Regions from separate parts of the Mus musculus genome. Here region 1 is linked to region 2. The links are chromatin loops, found by intact Hi-C in ENCODE. Cell type or tissue: heart. All regions are shown on one strand. Region 1 overlaps Dnah17 (dynein, axonemal, heavy chain 17). Region 2 overlaps Rbfox3 (RNA binding protein, fox-1 homolog (C. elegans) 3).

What was found. Peaks named below come from ENCODE experiments on the same cell type or tissue, not always from the same donor. Only the 100,000 strongest peaks of a DNase experiment are listed, where the experiment ranks them.
Region 1: a loop joins it to region 2, with 10 times the contacts of the local background. A loop is called at or near these places in 3 of 42 quality-filtered maps.

What each region holds. Positions count from the first base shown.
Region 1 is chr11:118,072,853-118,077,852 of GRCm38, reverse strand. It overlaps Dnah17 (dynein, axonemal, heavy chain 17), which reads left to right. Exons shown (of 81, transcript NM_001167746.1): 45 at 3,409-3,691; 46 at 3,791-3,964; 47 at 4,130-4,337; 48 at 4,843-5,000. Among named protein-coding and RNA genes, the nearest start is that of Dnah17, 54 kb to the left of the region's middle. In heart, no CTCF peak of the experiment used is centred here; a DNase peak (open chromatin) is centred at 2,452; H3K27ac peaks cover 289 bases.
Region 2 is chr11:118,736,442-118,741,441 of GRCm38, reverse strand. The region is part of intron 2 of Rbfox3 (RNA binding protein, fox-1 homolog (C. elegans) 3); the gene reads left to right. Among named protein-coding and RNA genes, the nearest start is that of Gm11750, 46 kb to the left of the region's middle. In heart, CTCF peaks have their summits at 1,258 (motif pointing right), 2,367 (motif pointing right) and 3,461; DNase peaks (open chromatin) are centred at 1,271, 1,821 and 2,301; H3K4me3 peaks cover 643 bases; H3K27me3 peaks cover 3,074 bases.

The DNA of each region.
Region 1 (5,000 bases), 660 kb after region 2:
TCCATGGTGTGTTCTAGGAACCGCAGGCTCAGGATGAGTACCTGAGCTGAAGACGAGCATCTACTCATCAGTCCTTCTCCCCACCCATCCTCCCATCCATCCTCCCATCCATCCACCCATCCATTCTCCCATCTACTTATCTATCCTCCCACCCACCCATCCATCCTCCCACCCATCCTCCCAACTGTCCTCCCACCCACCTATCTGTCCTCCCACCCTCCTTCTACTCACCCATCCACCCACCCATCCATCCATCCACCCATCCATCCATCCACCCATCCACCCATCCACCCATCCATCCATCCATCCTCCCACCCATCTATCCATCCTCCCATCTGTCCTCCAACCCACCTATCTATCCTCCCACCTACTCACCCATCCTCCCACCCATCTATCCATCCAACCTACACTCAGCAGTCCATCTCCCTACCCACTTATCTATCTGTCCATCCATTTTCCACCCAGTCATCAACTCATCTACCCTTCCATTCATCCATCCATTCACCCTCCCCCCATCTACCCAATTGACCCTTTCTGCACACTGTCTGCGTCTGTTGGACCCTAAGCATTCCATGTTGGGGAAGTTGATTTTCCAGGAAAAATATGGGTCGTGATGACAGAAGATAATTTTACTAACAAAACTCACACGGTTTTGGGAACAAAGAGAATCATATACCCCAAAAGCAATTCCAGAAGAGACACATGGGGCAGTGGTGAGCTACACAGACACTCTGAGGGGAAACTGGAAGGAGCAGGAAGCTGCCTGGACCACACCTAAGAGACAAGCAGGCTGGAGGAAGGAAGTTGGCCCTGACCTGGCAGACAGGTGCCCATCAATAACTCAAGAGAGATCCGTGGAAGAAAGGGGCTGAAGCCAGGCACCAGGCACAGAGGAGGCCCTGGAGGCGAAGAGCCGTGGGTGCTTCAGCAAGGGAAGGGAAATTTATTTGCTAAGCTAAGAGACAGTCTTGAGCACAAAAAGCAGGCCTGAGGTGTGCGTGTATGAGCCACTGTGGTAGAGAGAAAGAAATGAGAGGTCAGACTTCGTCCCTTTCCCTTCTTCAGTGGGAGGCGATATGTCTGCTGGGGGCAGCCAGCAGGATGAGACCAGGCCTCCACAGGGCACTGAGGAAGATGGCCCTGCAGAGACAGATAGGGAGCCAAGCCAGACACCCTGGGTGGGAAGTGGAGCGGGGGTGGTCTGAGAGCTGCTGAGAGGGGACATTAGCCTGGCAGCATTTGGAGGAAGAGCTGCATGCCAGGCAGCCACTAACAGGAGTCCATCCTCTGAGGGCCGAAGCCAGGAGCCCGAGGTCAGGATGGTGGCATACTGGGCCTTTGAAGGATATAGGGCAAATTGGTCCCAACTTCTATTGGCTATTGGTGGTCTGTGACCACCCATGGATGTCTCCACACAGCCCTCTGAGGGGCGTCAGATTCCGGGTCCACTGTAACCCAGGATGGCGACATCTTGAGATCTGCATCTTGATTATGCCCACAGGAGCTCCTGTCCTATGTGAGGCCACATTGGGGCGGGGGGGGGGGGCGGGGGGCGTGATTGAGGCAGCTCTTCTGTCCTCCAGCAGCTTGGGTTTCCAGGGAGAGCAGGGGGCAGGGCAGGAACCGAAATGAAGCCTGGGTAGAAGATGAGACACGGAAGAAGGAAGGCAAGTCATGGGCACACCACAAGATGGGAGGCATCAGATCATAGACCACGCTAGGATACAGGAGATGGGATCATGGCAACAGCTGTAGGAACAGCAAGGAGGGAGGGAGCCAGAGGGGAGACTGGCAAGGGAAGAGGAAAGGATTGGACACTCCTGGGGTGTCCAGGGGAATGGGAAGGCGACGAGCTCTGCTGAGGGAGAGGCAGGTGAAGCACCCTCTCCAGATGGAGGAGAGGCAGGCACAGAGTCCCATCCCCACCTCCGATGGAGCATCAGTGACATGCCCCAGCTGCCTCTGGGAGTGAAGCAGGAAGTGCCTGGACCTGTCAGGAAGGCTGACCTGTGTCTCCAGGTATGTCTGCCTGAGTCTGTGTTCAGATGAAAGCCAGCATGCCCTGTACATGACCTCACCAAAACAATGTTTGTTACAATGTGACACCAAGGCAATGTTACAATATGGCACAGGAACCCTCAGCTCAAAGTGGGAAACAGCAGCCTTAGTCCATATCTGCATGTCAGCCCACCCTCCAGACGGCCACCTGCAAATGCATCCTGCTCGGAGATATAGGTGGTAAAGGGTTCTCTACCACACTGGGATACAGGTGTTGGGGCCCAAGGCTTCAGCCTCCTATCCTATGTCCCAGCAGCAGAGCAGGAAGCAACAGAGCTTCCATTACGCTCGTGGAGAGGCCCGTGGGTCCTGGCTGTGGACAGTTGCCTCATGTTTCATAACATGAGCTTCCTGCTTATGCCTCCGGCATCCTGAAAATGACGCACGCCCTCAGCTCGCTGACCCTCCAGGGAGCCCTGCACTATTTATGCTTTTAGCAGACAAACCTCTGGCACTCACCTTGGACCAGGCTCCCCTCTGTGAGCTTTAAAAAAAGCATTCTGCATGGTCCCCTGGAGTGGAGCTGATGTAAACATCACCGGGATGTAGATGAGAATCTGGAACCCGGAGCTGCGGAGTGACTTGCTTCCGACCACAGCTGGCTGTGGTCCACCGTGCAAGCCCGGGCAGCCAGCCACAGCTTCCCTACCCCTCATAACGGTGTTGGGGCATGAAGTCGTGCCACGCAATCTGGAGTGGTTCCCATGGGGCCATCTAGCGTATGGACTTGGACTCTTCCAGTGATGGTGTCAAGTTCAGCTTGAGTTCACTGAAGCAAAATCTCTGTCTACATATGCATGTATGTATGCATGCACATATGTGGATTCTAGCCAGGCATGGCTGGATGCAGAGGTCCAGATGATGTCACGAGGGTCCCAGCGTCCCTCCTCTCTCCATCCTTAGCTGTTTCCTCCCCACAGGCGACCTCACGAGCTCTTCTGTTCCCCTCATCCCCAGCCTCTCGGTATTAGCTTCAGCTGGGGGAAAAGATGCTTCCTGAGTAGCAACGGGAGACTGGGGCTGTAGTTCATCGGGGTGAGCACTTGCTTAGCACACAGGAAGCCCTGGGTTCAACCTGGAGCACCACACAATCTGGGCCTGGTCACTGTGCACCTGTGGTCCCAGCACTTGAGAAAGATGGAGGGTGGGAGGACCCGGGAGTTCAAGGTCATCCTTGGCTACATAGTTTGAGAACAATTTGGGATTCAAGAGATACTGGGGGAGGGGAGAAAAGGAAAGAAGGAGGGGACTGCAAGAAGTGGGCAGAAGGGTGAAGGGGTGGGTGAGGCGGGTGTTTTTCCGAGCAGGGAGCCCCAAGGCGGACTGACCGTCGGCCATCCCTCCCTCCAGGGTTGTGAGCAGCTGGATTGAGAGGCGCAAGGTGCAGTCAGAGAAAGCCAACCTGATCATCCTCTTCGACAAGTACCTGCCCACGTGCCTGGACAAGCTGCGCATCGGCTTCAAGAGGATCACCCCCGTGCCCGAGATTACGGTCATCCAGACCATCCTGTACCTGCTGGAGTGCCTGCTCACGGAGAAAAACGCCCCGCCCGACTCCCCCAAGGAGCTGTACGAGCTCTACTTCGTGTTCGCCTGCTTCTGGGCCTTTGGGGGCGCCATGTTCCAGGATCAGGTGACAGGCACCCTGGGGACCTGGCTATCCAGACTGAGCCACCCTGCCGCTCCCTCACCAAGCCTTTGGTCCTACCCTCCTCCCTCCTCCTCTTAACAGCTCATTGATTATCGAGTGGAGTTCAGCAAGTGGTGGATCAATGAATTTAAAACAATCAAGTTACCCTCGCAGGGGACCATTTTTGACTACTACATTGACCCTGAAACAAAAAAATTCCTGCCTTGGACAGATAAAGTGCCTAACTTTGAGCTGGATCCCGACATCCCACTACAGGTAACCTTTGCCAGAGCTGTGGCCGGGAAGAGAGCTCGGTGTCCCCTCCTACCTGAGTTACAGCAGGGCCCTTTAGTGACCCCGGGGACTTAGACCTGCAGGCCAGCTGGAACCACCTCTGCTGTGTGACACCCATGCCCTCTTCCATCCTGCTACGGCCCCCAGGCCTCTCTAGTCCACACCACAGAAACCATCCGCATCCGGTACTTCATAGACCTGCTCATGGAGAAGGCATGGCCCGTGATGCTGGTGGGCAACGCGGGCACTGGCAAGTCGGTGCTGATGGGTGACAAGCTGGAGAACCTCAGCACCGACGACTACCTGGTGCAGGCCGTGCCTTTCAACTTCTACACGACCTCAGCCATGCTGCAGGGTGAGAGGGCCTGGCCCCACCCTCCCACCTGCCCCTCCCACACCACGCCCCCTCCCACACCCCTCTGTGGGCCCAGGGGACTATGGACTACAAGTCTTGTTTCCATGGAGGCTCCCCAGCGGTGTCCTGGGCAGATGCTATAGTTGTGGTCAATGAGGGGCACTGAGGGTCGGAAAGGCAGCCAGGTCACGGATTAGAGGTTCAGCCAAGGTTGAGACAGATCTCGGATCCTGCCGCCTCCACCTCTGACTGGTGTTTTAATACAGAGGTTACATTGAGTGGCAGATGGTGGACCGTGGTGGATCCCTGCTGCGCGCGCGCGCGCACACACACACACACACACACACACACACACACGCACGTACCACAAGGGTATTTTTCTAGGCACACCCTGCGATTCTGATCCCTGGCCTTCAATTTCCTTCTCCTCATGGGAGGGAGTCTGTCCCCACCCTATCTAACAGGCACCAGCTCAGAGCAATAGATAACATTCTGTCCTTCTCAGGGGTGCTGGAGAAGCCTCTGGAAAAGAAGTCAGGGAGGAACTACGGCCCCCCAGGCACTAAGAAGCTGATCTACTTCATCGATGACATGAACATGCCAGAGGTGGACAAGTATGGCACGGTGGCCCCACACACCCTCATCCGCCAGCACATGGACCAC
Region 2 (5,000 bases):
CAGAGCCAGATCCAGCCACTCCAAGAAGAATAAGATCCAAGCAATGTCTCTCTGGGAGGGGACGCCTGGCAGTGTTCACTCAGGACTCAGCTTCTCTCAGGGCTTCTCAGAGCCGGTTTCTGTCCATCACTAGCTGGATCGTGGTTCTGGAACTTTCCAAGGGACTTGCCATTGCTATGTCATTGTGCTTGCAGGGGTCGGCATGTTGGAATGCACCCATTGAGCAGGATCAGAGGTTGTCACCTTTGAGGTGAATTCAGACCGTGGGACGTCTGGTGATAACCCTTGAGGTTGGGATCAGCAGAGCCTGTGTGAGGCTCAGACGTGGGTCTGCTGTGACAGCCTGGTCTGTCAGTCAGCCCAGTGAATGTCTGTGGCCATGACACTTCTCATGTTGATTCTTGAGGGTGTTCTAGAAAGTTCTTCTCAGCTCCTGAGCTTTGTCTTCTCTGTGTAGCATCTGCTAAGATCTCACCTCCTTCCTCAAACTTGCTTGTAGTGTTGTGTGGTCCATGGCTCTTCCCGGGCTCTCTCATCTGAACACAAGTCAAGCTCCCAGGTCCTTGCACTGCTTTTCTCTGATTTGTCTTCATTGACTTTGCACTGCCTTAGCGGGTGGTGATACGGTGCTCTTAACAGCCCAGCAGTGGGGGTGTGGCTCACTTTGGAGAAGTGGCAGAGATGAGAGGGAAAGCCCACGTGGGCGATTGTTTCATTTGGATGGATGCTGAGTGACTTGGAGAATGACCGTGGCAAGGTGGCAAAGCTCTGACCAGGCCTCTTGGAGCAGGCTACCTTGTACTGCAGACATGTGTCCTGTGCATCTCCTTTATTTACTCTTTCCACTGGGAGGTCTGTATACCACCTCTCAGGCCTGGAGTGTACACAGAAACAGGCAGAGCTTCCTCCTCCTCAGCCTAGCACCTAGAGGAAGAGGAGTAGAGATCTGATTTCCTGATAGTGTCTGCCACTTGTGCCTTGGGGACCCACTGTCCCAGTGATGGAATCGGGCTTGGTTCTAGGATACCTTCTGCACCAACCTCCTGTCTCAGTGACAACAAGGCTGGCTTTGTAGGCTGCTCCCACAGCTCTAAGTGATGCTGACCTCTTCCCACCTGCTGACTCTCCACCCAGTGCCTTCTGTCCTCTTCTCGGGTGTTCATGCCGCCAGCAGAAGGATCTGTCTGCATATAATCTATGTGCAGGCAATTCTGACCCTGCCAGCTGTCTGGGCACCAGTCTGTGCCAGTTAATACCACCAGGTGGCGTTGTGTACCGTGCAACTGCACTGCTGGCTCAGTTCCCTTCTTGACATGACTCATCTTTGGTCTTCTAAGAAACAAGTTGAACAGAAGTAGGAGTGGGGGCATTGCAGGAGGAGTGACCCCAGTCTCCTTTACTGTTACCATGTAACTACGAACCCCAAATCCGTCTCATTAGAGATTCCAAGTGTTCACAGGAAAGTACCTTGGACTTGTTAATTTTTTCTGCTGCTCACATCAGATGCGGTGCACATTATATAATAAGTTTATGTTTGTGAGAAGGAACTGGGTTTTACTCGGAGAAGCTGGGTAAAGGATCCGTCAGCAGGTCCCCTGATGTGCTCACTAACAACTCCAAATAAGTTCCATAAGCTTAGCTCATATCTGGCTCATGGCACTGTGGATTGCTGGCCTCAATCTGGCCCGCTGTGACCACACTCCAGTGCCCAAGCTCATAAAGCAAACGCCTGGCAGCTGGTAGGCAGAGGAAAGTGTTCACCCCGCTTTCTGGTTCTGCAAACTTCCCTTAGAAGTAGAACACGCCCACTGCCACGTCATTGGCCAAAGCAAGTCACATGGCAGTCCCTGCCCTGAAATGGATGGGAAGGTTAGTCCGACTGTATCCCAGCAGAAGTGATGGGAAGATTAGCCTGGCTGCTAGCCACAAAACACCAGCTGGTTCATGGGTCCAGGTACCCGCAGGGAGTGGGGTCCTGGGCTCAGTTTAAGAATAAGAACAGCGATTGCTTCAATGTGGTCGCAGCCCTGTGATGGTCTGAGGGTTAAATGCCGCGCCCAGGGTCAAGATCAGGGTGCAGAGTGGGAATAGCAACCTCTTCAGCTGCTAAGCCATAAGCAGAGCTTTGACAGCCGCTGCCCACTGAGCACTGACTGGCCAACAGCTGCTCTTAAGGGGGTGGGAGAAATGACGTGATGGAGTGTCCATGTCCCATTTATCTCGGCCAAACTCTCATCCTGTCCTGACAAGGATTGCCACGACTCACAACAACTGCTGTTGCAGACTGAGGTGAAAATCAGAGGCAGCAAGCGGGAAGCCTGCTCCTCAGCGGCCTTGATGGGAGCACTGCTATGCAAAGAATCTTCCACCAGGGGGCAGCAGACATCCTCTGCAAACTGCTGCAAAAGAGCTTGGGATCCAGGAATCCAAAGCCCAGAGCTGGTCAGGCCAGGCTTCTATTACAGGTCGTGAATCTGAGATGCACAGCACGGTGTGGCACCTCAAATACTTGCATAATGATCGTCACGTGTCTCCATGTTCCTCAACTCCAACTCACATGCAAGCACGGTATATTGGCATGCGTATAGCCTTGTGTCTATTCCTATGTCAGCTCACACGGTGTGGTCAGTTAGAGTCAGATTAAAAGCAGCACCATGCATGGCTATCTTATTGGCAGTCTGGTTATAAACTTGAACCTTAACATGATACAAGGGGGCTATATATGACATCATAATTAACAAGAGGAAACCGAGGCCCAAGAAAGTTAAATCACCTCCAGGTCCCCCTCAGTCACAGGAGCCGGAGCCCTAGTCCATGTGTGCTGGGTCTAAATTGCTTCCTTTCTTCCCCTCCAGCATTTCTTCCAGACAGCTTGTTACCCAGGGTCAGGAGGTGAGGGTGAGAGGAGGGCGCTGTGGCGCCACCCAGTGGCTCTGCTGGGGAATGTGGATGTTAGGCTGGAGGCAGTGTAAAAGATCAAGGCTGGAGATTTGAAGACTGACGTCCACGAAAACCAACCAGGGCCAGTCTGAGAGATGAAGGGGGGAACTGATAGAAGAGTCACAGGCCACACACACACACACACACACACACACACACACCGCCCCCCCCATCCTTCACTGACCACCAAAGGGACGTGGAGGAGCCTACTGGGAGCATGAAGAGGAGGGGAGCAGGTAGTGTAATTGGCTGGAGATTATGAGGTCTGAAAATCTCCCTCCATGCTAGAAAAGAGGTGTCTCACCCTGGCATCTGAGTGAGAAGATGCCTCCCCGTGAGAAGCTTCTCTTTCCAGGGGTTCCTAACACTTCACACACACACACACACACACACACACACACCCTGTAGCTCCCCATTGCCTGGGTGCACCCTGAGCTAGCCCCTGCTGGTTAAAGGGGGCAATGCTGGAAGGATTGCCCCTAGAGGGCAAACTGACAAGTGTACCCTGCAAAGCCTTGGTAGTTCTCTACCCTCAGGCACTGCAGCAGGTAGAGAGGACGGGCCAATGAAAGTAGCAGCAAGACCACCCGACCACACAGCCCAGGCAAGAGTGTTTTAAGAATCCCACATGAACCCTGGTGTAGAGACATACATCTTTAGTCCTACCATTCAGGAGGTAGACACAGGCAGATCTCTGAGTCTGAGCCAGCCTGGGCTTCAGAGTGAATTCTGAGAGAGAGCTACATAGTAAGACCCTGTCTCAAAAAAATTAATAATACATTTAATTTTTTTAATTAAAAATTTAAAAAATCAGTCATGCAGTGCTGTAGTTTACCTGAATGAATACCAGACTAAGGCGGAGGTACGAAGCGGTATGTTACTGACGAGGCCTCTGGGTACAGAACTCGGAAGTCCAAGGGCCACACCACTCTCTGGATGAATGCATCCCCTCCCTGAGCCTACCCTACCTCCAGCTCCCCCTACCACAGGCTTTAATGGTCGCCAACCACTTTCCCCTCAGCTATGTGCGACTGTGTCTTAGTAACATGGAGAAATGAGTTCCCAGCCCTTCAGGATCAAAGCTGGCCTCCTGCCCCACCTGTTCTCTCTCCTTTGAAGTTATTCTCTTCCACCCCTGAGCCAACCAACCTGTGTGATGCAGGCGGGAGGCTCCCAAGCCTGGTGGCCAGCCTGGGATTGTCCTACCACAGAACTGTCAGAAATGTGAACCATGTATCCCAGGCAGAGAGAGTGACACCCTGGGACCAAAGCCAGTGGCTTGGATGTCTCAACAACTCCCTTGGGATGGAGCCCTCAGAGGCAAGCAGGGAGTGATGACATACTTATTAATAGGGCCTCTCTTAAATACTCTAATGAGTGAGTCTGCTGCTGTGTGTATCCACAGAGTCCCAGGGTGTAGAGTCCGCCCACCCCCACCCCACGCCCAGTGCTGTAAGCTGGAGACCCATATCTATACGCAGCCAGCAATGAAACCTCAAGTTCAGAATGGGAACCAGGGGCCTACAGGACCGAGGGGTGGGGGCTGTATTAGAGAAAAAAATCCAGCCTTGGTGTATGTGAGTGTGGGCTTCTCATCTCTGGGGTCCCCCAAACCATCATATCTCCAACTTCATTTTTCCAATTTCTTGCAAAACATTTATCTACATTGTACCTCCTAGGAGCTGAGTGGTGTCGGGGGGAGCGGAGGCTCATCGTATTGTTAACACTGCCTGGGAGGAGCAGGGAGGAGAGGAGAGAACCAGACGCTCTTCAGACTCTCACGCGCTCCTCTCAGCCACTTGTGTCTATCTGTCTGTCTGTCTGTCTGTATGGTTGGTTCTTTTCCCAAAAGACAGCAGCAGCAGGGGCAGGAACCACAGCCCCCCTCTATTTCTAGCAGAAATCTCTTGATCTCCATGTAATGTGAGGGTCAGGGTGACTTCTGGAGTAGGTGAGCTGGTACCTATGATACCCTTGAGTTGAATCTGGAGGCAGGTCCCTGAGTTGGACGGGGCAGCTGGTAGCTGGTGGAGCCAACGTTGAAGAAATGAGGGGGGGGG